2 separate regions of the Mus musculus genome follow, and region 2 is linked to region 1. Evidence: chromatin contacts called from ENCODE Hi-C or POLR2A ChIA-PET data. All regions are on one chromosome and are shown on one strand. The core of a region is the stretch at or near the end of the contact, and the rest is flanking DNA. Distances in the headings are between cores, read along the strand shown. Region 1 has its middle 79 kb from the start of Gm14634. Region 2 has its middle 65 kb from the start of AA414768.

The links. A loop is a pair of places that touch in the nucleus more often than their neighbours do. ChIA-PET counts read pairs that join two places held with the same protein, here RNA polymerase II (POLR2A).
Region 2: a loop to region 1 is called in a map of gastrocnemius, with 17 times the contacts of the local background. The contact joins two enhancer-like sites. A Hi-C loop is called at or near these places in 1 of 37 maps with a recorded cell type or tissue (gastrocnemius). POLR2A ChIA-PET finds 5 or more read pairs at or near these places in 1 of 5 experiments (Patski).

Annotation. Positions count from the first base shown.
Region 1 is chrX:12,838,394-12,844,605 of GRCm38, reverse strand. No RefSeq gene overlaps it. Among named protein-coding and RNA genes, the nearest start is that of Gm14634, 79 kb to the right of the region's middle. Within about 2 kb of position 4,250, at least 1 of the 3 ENCODE cell types and tissues checked has a DNase peak (open chromatin) inside an H3K27ac peak, as active enhancers do.
Region 2 is chrX:12,869,293-12,875,188 of GRCm38, reverse strand. No RefSeq gene overlaps it. Among named protein-coding and RNA genes, the nearest start is that of AA414768, 65 kb to the left of the region's middle. Within about 2 kb of position 1,353, at least 1 of the 3 ENCODE cell types and tissues checked has a DNase peak (open chromatin) inside an H3K27ac peak, as active enhancers do.

The DNA.
Region 1 (6,212 bases), core at 3,001-5,500:
ATGGATGGAGTATCACACCTCCCCTTAGAACATCCTGTTGTTTCACCTCCCAGTAAACATTCCATCTAAAATATCCTGTTGTTCTGCCTCCCTTTTCACACCCTATGTCTTAAGTAGTTTCTCTCCAAGATGGGATGTTTTCATGTCAGAAGAAACTGCTACACAACAATGCACCACAGACTCCTCCAGGGTTAAGGACCGTCTCAGAAGGGGAGACAGGAAGACTCTTAAGAGCCAGCAGTAATGAATGACTACTGACTCATCAGGAAGAGCCCTGTTGGCTACTGTGAGACAGTAGTCACTGGACAGGACAGGGTCGTTGTACATATGACTGTATACACATGACCTAGACCACATCAAACCAACCAAAAATCCCAGCACAGATGGGGGATCGGCTCAGGGAGGTCCACTCCTCACTCAAGAGCTACTGTCAACTGATGACTGCTAAAGAGGAAAAGTCAGTTTACATTAGCGATGCAAGCCCTGAGAAGCTAACAGATGGTCGTGGCTCTACAACCAAGGATAGACAAGCAGCACTAAGTGGACTTAGCAGATTAAAAAAAAAAAGTCATGAAGTTGGGAGGGAAATGAAGTATGGCACAGGAGAGGGACTGGAGGGAAAGAATGGAGGGAGTAGATTTGATTAATATACATCATATGTCTATATGAAATTCTTGCTGGGCAGTGGTGGCGCATGCCTTTAATCCCAGCACTCGGGAGGCAGAGGCAGGCAGATTTCTGAGTTCGAGGCCAGCCTGGTCTACAACATGAGTTCCAGGACAGCCAGGGCTGCACAGAGAAACCCTGTCTCGAAACAAACAAACAGAAGGAAATTCTCAACAATTTAAAAAAAGAAGGAAGGAAAGAAAAACGTGTCCTGTGTCCCGCTTCCTGCTCTTTCTCTCTCTGCACTCTTTTCTGTTCTTAACAATTATTTTATTTTAGGTACATGAGTGACTTGTGTGTGTGTGTGTGTACCATGTGACTGCCTGGTGTCCTCAGAGTTCAGAAGAGTCTATCAGATTCCTTGGAACAGGACTTACAGATGGTTATAAGGCACCGTGTGGGTGATGGGAACCAATCCTGGATCCTCTATAAGAACTAGTGCTCGAAACTGCTATGCCATCTCTCTAGCCCTTCCTCTGTATTTTTAATACATCAACTCAGATTCATATTTGGCTCACTCTGAAATCCATCTTTGCAAAAGCCATGAATCCTGGTGGGGATTCTGGCTAGGGATTTCTGAATGCAGCTCTTCAGGCAGCTGCCCACCTGGGATGGAGCTGGGCATCTATTTCAGGAATAAGAGTTTCTTAGTTTCAGCCCGGGCAGTGGTGGCGCTCGCCTTTAATTCCAGCACTTGGGAGGCAGAGGCAGGTGGATTTCTGAGTTTGAGGCCAGCCTGGTCTACAAAGTGAGTTCCAGGACAGCCAGGACTGCACAGAGAAACCCTGTCTCGGAAGAAAAAAAAAAAAAAAAAGAGTTTCTTAGTTTCTTGAAAGCTCATATCAGTGGGTTACGGATGTGGCTCAGTGGTAAACTGGAGGCTTACCCTGCACCAGGGAACCCTGCATCTCTTTAGCCCGAAATAAACAGACAAATACATATAATTAAAAAAAATTATACAGTGTAACCTGCCAATCAAACTCCTGGTATTTATCCTAGAAGAAAGAAGGTTCCCGCCCATGCAAAGCCCATACAGAAATGTTCATAGCACCCATCTATAATAACCTAAAACTAAAAGCAACTAGGTTCTACCTCAGCAGATAAGTGGCCAGCCAGAATGTGGTACTCTGGACCACGTCATTTTCACTAGAACAAGTATTCTCCCTGGTTTTAATTATTTTGGGACAGGTTCCCATATAGTCCTGGGGTGGCTGAGGCTAGCCTTTAACTCTTGATCTTCCGGCCTGTACCTCCTAAATGCTAGGATAACAGTGTGTAACAGCATACCTGACTTATTCAGGGCTAAGAATCAAACCTAGAGCTTTGTGAATGTTAGACAAAGCACTCCACAAAAAGACCTATAATCTTTACTTTGATGTAGGCGAAAATTATTTTATTAATAATATTTAAACAATTTATTTTTATTGTGATGGATATATAAGTTTACACAAAGGACCAAATCATGCAGACACCTAAAACTACATCCAGTACCATGTTCAAGAGCTCACACATTCACACCCAAGTAACACTGGAAAATGTTATTTTCTTCCTTTTAAAAAGTGTGTGTGTGTGGGGGGGGGGCTGGTGAGATGGCTCAGCGGTTAAGAGCACTGACTGCTCTCCCAAAGGTCCTGAGTTCAAATCCCAGCAACTACATGGTGGCCCACAACCATCTGTAACAAAAATCTGATGCCCTCTTCTGGAGTGTCTGAAGACAGCTACAGTGCACACACATATAATAAATAAATAAATAAATAAATAAATAAATATTTTTTTAAAAAGTGTGTGTGTACGTGCGTGCGTGCTCGTGCAAGCACTTGTACATGTGTGTATGTGAGTGTGGAGGTAAGAGGAGGACACAGGGTATTCCCCTCCATCACTATGTGCCATATTTCCTTGAGACATATTCTCTCAATGAGCCTAGATTTGGGCTGAGAACCTCCAAGCCCTGGTAATCCTCCACCCATCCCCACCCCCACCCCCAGCACTGAAGTCAAGTGTATATGGCCACATCCAGGCTTAAAAAATAATTGTATGAGCCGGGCATGGTGTTGCACGCCTTTAATCCCAGCACTTGGGAGGCAGAGGCAGGCGGATTTCTGAGTTCAAGGCCAGCCTGGTCTACAGAGTGAGTTCCAGGACAGCCAGAGTTACACAGAGAAACCCTGTCTCAGAAAAACCAATAATAATAATAATAATAATAATAATTGTATGTATGTGTATGACGTGTGTTCATGTTTATATGTGAGGGGACACACATATGGAGGTCAGAGGACAACTTTGGGTGACTTTCCCCCTTGTGACTTATAGTGACATTGGAAGCCTATTAAAGGAAAACTATTCTTGGTCAGGAGAATGGAATCTCTCTCTGGGTAGAGACATGGCATTGTCCCTTGAATTAATCCAGTTGGCCTGCTTATTATATAATCCAGTGCTCTGGCCAAGGACCACCCCTCAGGAAGTCGGGTTCACTGGATCTATGCTAGAGAGACAGGTGGAATAATGAGCCCTTTAATCAGCTGATGTATTTTCCCTCCCCAAAGCAGTTGCTAAGGAGCTTCCATGAAGTCTATCAAAGTATAAATTTTCCTTTTTCTTCTTCTTCCTCCTCCTCCTGTTCATGGAGCCTAGGTAAGACTGGTCTACACAGTTCCAGGAAAGGCAGGGCTACGTACAGAGACCCTGTCTCAAAGCGGGGCAGGGTCAGAAAAAGGAGTTTTAGTCAACTTGACCACCTTGGGAAAAGGGACAAAGAAATCTGTCCTCTGTTCTTGTGTCGTCATGCTTCCACTCCCATCCTCCACTGCTTCAGTCTCTCCAGCAAGGTCACCTGACAAGACAGAACCTGGTCTCCATTTCAGCTCTCAGCCTTCCCTTTTCTGAGTATGAGGTTCCTAGGGAAATTACAATGTTAAGAGTGTCTGTTGTTTCAATAGTCTGTTTGCTACAATGTCTCTTTCCAATATCCTCTTTCCTGCCTAGCAGGCTGGCTACAAATGGGTGGTGGTTAGGCGGGGTGGTGGTACGGTGGTGGTGATGGTGGGATATTCCTGGGGCACACCTTTCCTCCATTCCAAGAAACCGACCATGGTCACTAGCTGCCCATCAATTTAGTACCAGATTCTCAGACCGGACTAAGGAGATCAGTCCGTGCATTTGATTTCAGAAACCGTGAGACTGGAGGTCATCGTGCCCCTTTCACTGGAGAAATGGTGGGAAGAAAGAAACGCGTCATTACAATCGTTAAGGCTGTCTCTTTGTCCTTGGTGATACAAACTAGTTTGCTGAATTGGCTGCTGTAATGAAAAAGGGGGTGGGGGGAGAGATTGAGATTTTTCCCAAGCGTGGGAGGTAATTACTGGAGAAAGGTTGCGCGTCTGCGGCGAGCAGGTTACACCACACGAACAAGAAAAACGCGGAGCATTTTTCTAGCTAATAATGCCCATCCAAAAGCAAAGGGTGGGAGGACCCTGCGGCCCCGCAGGCCTGTGCTGCCGACAGCAAGCTGCTTGGACTGGATCCAGGATGCTGCTGGCAGCTGCCCATTGCTCACACGGAGGGGGAAGGGGTGGAGACTCAGCTGGAGCAGGAACAGGGCTGCAGCTCCTTAAACGCCCCAGCTTTTGCAGGCATTGTCATTCCAAATCCCAGCTCCCTTAGGGACTTCGTCCAAGAACTCAGGCTGGCTGTCTTTGCTATTTAGGACTAAAATAAAATTCCCTGCTTCTGTAGGATGATTTGGTAGTAGCTCTGCGTAAATCAGCTTCTAGCCCTTTAAAATTTTTTCGTTCTTTTCTTCTCTCTGGTCTGCAACAGATGCTTGAAATTCCTCTTTGGCAAAAGGAATTCTCCTTTGCAGCCTTCGCTTTTAAATGCAAATAAGGCCGTGTGGGGAAAGTGAATCGGTTTGTCTGAGGATAGCATGTGGATGCTTGCACAAACATAACACGAAATGAAAATGTTGTAAAGGGCTTTATGGGGGGGGGGTCTGCCTGCAAGACCACCACCAGTCTAGCCCGTTGGCAGAATAATTCCATTTGGTCACATGCTCACTTAGGCACTTTTTTTTTTTTAAATCACTTTCAATTATGTCTGTAAACGCCAAGTGCAGGTGCTCTCAGAGGCCAGAAGAGGGCATCAGATCTCCTTTAAGCTGGAGCTACTGGTAGTTGTTGGGGAAAGGAACTCCAGTCCTCTGTAAGAGAAGTAATATTCTTAACCACTGAACCATGTCTCCAGCCCTCCCCAAACTTTCTAATTAAGGGTTACTAAGTACAATAAGTTTGAGATAAGAACTGCCCCACCCCCTGGCATACCACACCTCCCCGTGGGCATGGGGTGGGGGGGTCCGCTCTCGAAAACACACACACACACACACACACACACACACACACACACACAGTTCCAGTCGCTGAGCCAGGCCCTGCAGGTACAAAGAGATGGTTCCTCACAGAGAGGTTCAGGGAATCAAATGTGTAAAGAGAGGGCAGTTACAGTATCAGGTTTCTGTTAGAACCATGCTGACCTGGCACATGCAGTGGAGACTGGGTTAGGTAGTCACAGAAGGCTTCTTGGAAAGGGCATGTCCTAGTGTTAGAGAAGCGATATGCTTTCTCAGTGAGAAATCAGTCCTCAAACTAGAGGTGAATGAAAGCTCTTTAGTAGCGGTTAGCCAATTGGGGTTAATGCCCAAATAAGAACTGACCCCCATCAGAAGGTTTCTATAAACTTTAGGATTATACAGTCCATGAACATTGTCATCCTTAAATCTTTTTTGAGTCCTAGCTCCAGGTTACACTTTAAACAATTTAAACACAGACAGGAGACTGTAACTTTGGTCCCTTAGGCAGGGAAGAGGTTCACACAGCAAAGATACTGCATATTGCTAGAATTATTTTTAAGTACACCAGTGGTCTTTCTTTCTTTCTTTCTTTCTTTCTTTCTTTCTTTCTTTCTTTCTTTCTTTCTTTGAATAATTGTTCCAGGTGGGTCATCTTGTTAGAGGTATTCTTTGGGAATGAGAATCAGGGATTAATGACTGGTTGTATATCAGAGGTGTCTCCTTGTTGGGAATAGGGTCTAATATCTGGAAAAAAAATTTACACCCTAGTATCCTAAATTTGTTTGTTTTTCAAGTCAGGGTTTCTCTGTGTAGCTCTGGCTGTCCTGGAACTCACTCTGTAGACCAGGCTGGCCTCGAACTCAGAAATCCTCCTGCCTGCCTCTGCCTCCCAAGTGCTGGGATTAAAGGCATGCACCACCACTGCCCAGCTCAAATCAAACTCTTGTGTGAATCTGTTTTGTGGTGTGATCTTTGCATTACCTTAGCCCTGACCTGCCAAGATACTTCTCTGCCAAAACCCTAAGAGGCCTGGTTCACATACCTCCGGTATTTTGGAGGCAGTGCTCCCTTAGCTAAATTCCATGTCTCCTAAGCAAATCTATTAACAAATTCTTTATAACACCATTTGTATTTGTTTTGAACTTTGATCTCATTAGTGTGGCAGGAGATCAAACTGGAGACTACATCAAGATTAACATAAAGG
Region 2 (5,896 bases), core at 104-2,603, 33 kb before region 1:
TCTAGCCAGCATTTATTATAAGGCAAGAACTCTGCTAACTGAACTACATCTCCGGGCCTTCTTTTGTATGTTTTTAATTAATTAATTAATTAAAAATATTTTGAAAGAGGGTCTCATTGTAGAGCTCCAGCTCTCCTGGAACAAACATCTACCTGCTTCTGCCTCCTGAGGGCTGACATTAAAGGCTTGTGCCACCATGGTTGGGTACGGTTTCATATTTGAGAGATTTACTCAACCTTAGCTTTCAATCTGACCGTTGAGTTTTTCATGTATTCTAGTCAGTTCTTTTCTTTTCTTTTCTTTCCTTTCCTTTCCTTTTCTTTCCTTTCCTTTTCTTTCCTTTCCTTTTCTTTTCTTCTCTTTTCTTTTCAAATCTCCAGGGGACTTTTCCTATCCCTTAGGTGGTTTTGTTTTGGTTTGGTTTGGTTCTTGGTTTTTCAAGACAGGGTTTCTCTGTGTAGTGCTGGCTGTCCTGGAACTCACTCTGTGGACCAGGCTGGCCTCAAACTCAGAAATCCGCCTGCCTCTGCCTCCCAAGTGCTGGGATTAAAGGCGTTAGTCACCACCACCCGGCTCCCTTAGGTGTTTTTATGTGGTTGCAATATCATCTCCTATTTCTCAGAAAATATTAACTGTTGAAGTGGCTACATCTCTCAATGGATTCTTTTTCTTCCAAATGATTTTATAGTCAATGTTTTATGTTCTGTCTTGATGTAGTGGGTTTCCTGGGGTATATACTAGTTCCAGGTTATAAGATTAGAACCTAAGGACAGGATTAGAAGAGAGTCTGATGAGGGTTGTTTGGTATGACGTTTGCTGAAACCCAGTTTAGACCACTATTCTGGTGTCTAAAGCTGTCAGTGCCTGAGAAATGCAGCTTTCTGGCATGCTGATGACAGGTGATATCTTCCATTGAAGGTGACCGGACGATGAGGGCTGAGGGTCATTTCACCCTCAATTACTCCTCATTCTTGATGTAGAATCCCTCGTTCAGCAATGCTTAATATGCCCCAGTCAAGTGACAACACCCTTTAAACACATCCCCGCGCGCGCGCGCGCGCGCACACACACACACACACACACACACACACACAGGCGCACACACAGATTGTTCGGCATGCGGCAGGGGTCGGGGGAGCCGTTACATCTCTGAGGCTGGGAATCTATGGCTCCTGACACACACACTGTCAATAATTACTGTTTTGTCTTCTGGCTCTAATCCACCCTTTTCTGTCTGGCTTTGTGCTGGCTGGGCGGAGTCTGCTAGCCGCATTGATTTTGCTGGCTGGTCCTTGCTAGACTTCACCCGTAGAGGGCAGTAGAGGGAAGCAGCGGCTAGCAAAGGAAGAGGGACCAGCTTCCCACTCCAGCCTGCCGCAGCCCAGCCTGGCTTAAACGCTCCAGCAGCTGCGTTTCCCTGCAGCAAGGCAGGTCTGCAGTGCTTGAGCTACCTTATCACACCCTCATCCCAGGGACACTTGAACCTGTGCGTGCAGCAACGCCCTGCTTTGGGGGCGTGGGGGTGGGTCCTACGTTCCAGTCCTTTGGGACCCTTCTCTGACATACTTATTTTTTTTGTTGTTTGCTTTTTAATAATTCCACTCTCTTCTTTGTTTCCCCAGCCTTGAGGATTATCACTGCCTCCTGTGGTTACTGTCTCCATGATACCTTCTTTCTCAGAGTTCTCTTTGTGTGCTTTCAATGCCTACCGAACAACTTCCTAATTAGTCAACTCGTTGATGCAATACATTAGTCAGTACATTAAATCCCTTCTGTTCAGCCTAGGGGTGTCGCTCAGCAGCACCTGCTGAGTATGTGCTATTGCGGTCCTGGTTCTCTGTGCAGCAGCGTCCTGTTTACACTGCTTCTATCTCCAAACCGGATTCACACTGACCCAACTGTTTTCAATATGGCTTCTTATTTTCCAGCTTCACCTACACCCCAGTTTCATAAGCTAGAGTTGGGCCCCCCATCCAAATCCAGAGTCTTTCTGAAGCTTAACAAAAGGTCAGTTTGCTTCTTGGATTCAGCCCCTGCGGTCCATTTCCCTATGTGTTTTGCATCTTCACCCCCAAAGTTCTGCTGCTGTTACTCTCCCAATCTATTTGGCCCTTTGGGTTTTGCTTTTTTTAAAAAAAAAAATTAGTTTACTGTCAGCATAATGAAGTCTGATGGAGAGGACCTAGTGTTACCATTATTATTTTCTTTTTATTAAAAGCATACAGGCATGACGGTAATTCTCTAATTCCAGCACAAAGGAGCCAGGGGCGGCGGGATTACTGCAAGTTTTTAGGACAGTCTGCTACATAGTGAGTTCAAGGCTATCTAACCACTACCACATAGTGAGACCATGTCTCAAAAGTAAATAGAAATAAAATAGGGGACGGGAGACGATTTACCAGGCAAGAGTATGCTGCTCTTGGCTCTCAGTACCTATGTCCAGCTCAGTCACCTGCCCCCCACGTGTGTACACATGCTCAGCATGTACACACAAATAAAAACAAACCTTGAAAATTATAAAAAGGGGGCTGGTGAGATGGTTCAGTGGGTAAGAGCACCCGACTGCTCTTCCGAAGGTCCGAAGTTCAAATCCCAGCAACCACATGGTGGCTCACAACCACCCGTAATGAGATCTGACGCCCTCTTCTGGTGCGTCTGAAGACAGCTACAGTGTACTAACATATAATAAATAAATAAATAAAATAAATAAATAAATAAATCTTTAAAAATAAAAAGAAAATTATAAAAATACATCTGAGAAAGCCAAGTGTGGTGCATACCTGTAACCCCAAGGCTTGCAAGGCACAATCAGCAAGATCTTGAGTTTGAGGACCGCCTGAGCTACTCAGCAAGACCCTGTCTGAAACAAAGAAATGAAGAAATAAGCGGCCAGAGTAGGCAGCTTTCATTTTTAAAAGGAATAACAGGGCTAGGAGTGGTGGCGCATGCCTTGAATCCCAGCACGTGGGAGGTAGAGGCAGGTGGAGCTTTCTAGATCCAAGGCCAGCCTGGCCTACTCAGCAAGATCCAGGACAACCAGAGCTATATAGAAAGACCCTGACTCAATAAACAAACAAATCAGTAACTTACTAAAAGGAATGACATCAAACCTGGAAAATATTTCCTGACAAGTCAGGACAGTGGGCTGCTCCAGGCCAAGGGAACAGAACAGAGACCAGGAGGAAGTACACAGGGAATTTCTACTGGATTTCTCAGTCATATATGAGTATACATATAGTCTGTACATGAATTATTTTACAACATTTGTTGTGTGTGTGCTATGTGTCTCTCTGTGTGTTGTGTATGTGTGTGTGTTGTGGGTGTATGTGTGTATGTGGCAGTCGGAGGACTCCATCCTGTTAGAGGCAGAATCTGTTGGTTTTTGCTTTGCTTCGTATGTCAGGCTAGCGGGCCATGGGCTTCCAGGAGTCTCCTGTCTCCCTCTCCCATCTCCCAGTTGGGTTGCTGGGATAACAGCCATGCACCTGGCTTGCCATTAACTCTAGGTATTGTATTAGGTCTTCACATTTTCCTGATGGCGAGCACATTACCCACTGAGCCATCTCACCAAGCCCAAACTTTCATTTTGGAAAAGGTTAAGCTCACTGTACAACCATACCAGTTATTCAGCTGCAGAGGGTAGGAATTGGGTTTTAATCAAACAGGACTTTGTTTTAGACTGGTTTAGAACTTGTTATGTAGCCCAGGCTGGCCTTGAACTTGCCATCTTCCTGCCTCTGTTTTCTAAGTACTGGGATTTCAGGTGCGTGCCACCATGCCTGACTACAGTTTGTTTTTGTATCCCTTGCACTCCAGTGTGTTACATATATGTTGTGTATGTACATATGTATGTGAGTAGCCATGACAATTCCCACTCATGGAGGCTGGAGGAGGACAACAGGTCTCCCACTCCATCACTCTCTACCATATTCCCTTGGAGACGGGGGTCTCTCACTGAATCTGGAGCTAGTCTAGCTGCTAATATACCTTATCAGCCCTCCTGTCTCTCCTTTCCACCATAGTGCTGGGGTTTCAGGCATGTGCAGTCATGCCCAGCTATTTATACGGGTGCTGGCAATTTGAACTCGCGTCTTCATGTTTTCACAGAAACTGCTCTTATCCACTAAGATATTTTCCCAGCTCATAGGGGTTTGTTTTTCTTACATGATTTTTTTTAACGGGTTCAAGGGAAGGCAGGCCAGGGTGACACACAATCTCTTTGGTATCCTGGGCACTTAAGGATCCTCCCAGCTATTATGAATTCATGTTCAGCTTTGAGCTTTAATGTGGCCGCTTTACTTCTGAGTATAACCTGCCTATTCCAACAGAATAGAAAGGGCCAGGAACAAGGTGGCTGAGGGGGCCCCCAGTGGGAAGTTCTCCTCAATGATGGTAACAGCAACTTTTCTTTCTCAGAGCCTTGTCACAGGTCTCACCCAAGTGAAGAGGTCTGGAAAAGGGACAGTGTGACCTGAGCAGGTCACCTTAGGAACCAGGCTTAGGGAAGAGACTCTTAGGAGAGTTACCACTGCACGTCTCAGGCCCAAGGGAGAAGCAGGGAGAGCTCTGCTTCTCTCCAAGATTGTGAAATGACAAAGTGGGCATTAGGTGGGCCATTGAAACTGTGTGCTGCTCTGGCTAAGCAAAATGTCTGCTTTTGGCTGCTACAGACAGACAAGATGGCATTACACTTAGCTTTAAAAGCATTTATATGAAGGTTAGCAAAATGACTCAGGGGGAAGGTTGCTTACCACTGAAGCCTGCTGATCTGAGCCCTGGAATTCATGTGGTAGAACAAGAAAAACTACTCTTGCAAGTTGTCCTCTGACCTGTGTGTGTGTGTGTGTGTGTGTGTGTGTGTGTGTGTGTGTGTGTGTGTCTGTGTGTGCGCGCGTGCACACACACACACACACACACACACAAAATTTAAATTTAAATCCTGGCCTTTATTAACTCATAAAGGTAGATGGTTCTAGACTTCACTGAGTCAACATTATCCAGGACTGTTGCTTTGGGCTTCATGTTAGTGCCTTGTTATCACAAAATAGCAGCAACTAGTTATCCTCACAAAATGGCATTGGAGGATGGGCAGAAAATGAGAGGAATGTTTCCTGTCTTCTTTCCTATCCTACAAGTGAGCAAAATGCCTCCCAAAATTCCCAGTGGCACAAAGCCCCTCAAATTTCATCAGCCCACTTTGGATCACACACCCATAGTTAAATTACCAGAGAGGAGGCATGGACTCACCCTACCTGTCTGGGAGTTGGAACAGTCTGGGAGGGTGGACTGGGTGGCACCTTCCCAAAGAAGGTGATTCTAGGGGAAATGGAAAGTGGCTAGGAAAGCAACAGTGGCTGCTGGATTTCATCATTTTGATGTACTGTGACCATAAAAAACATGTTAGTGCGAGAGCATCCATGTAGCTGGGAAATGGAAGCAACCTCGATGCCTGAGAACAGATGATTATAGGAAATGTGGTCCATATGCACAATGGAATTTTATTCAACCATAAGGAAAATGAAGTCATGACATTTGTATGAAAGGAACTGGGTATCATTATGCAAGGCCAAATAAGCCAAACTCAGAAAGACAAATAGCACATGCTTGTACCTATGTATGAACTCTCTCTCTCTCTCTCTCTCTCTCTCTCTCTCTCTCTCTCTCTCTCTCTCTGTGTGTGTGTGTGTGTGTGTGTGTGTGTTTGAATGTGTGCATGCATGCATGCATGCATATGTAAGCCATAAAACTAGAAAGAGAGGAAGACAAGGTCTTAAGGGATGGATAGAGGATAATAGAATATATGTGATATGAGAACAGAAGAGAGCTATTTGAAGGAGGAAGGGGACAGGCAGGAGGAGGTGGGGGATGGAAGATGGGACTGGGAAAGGAGGAACAA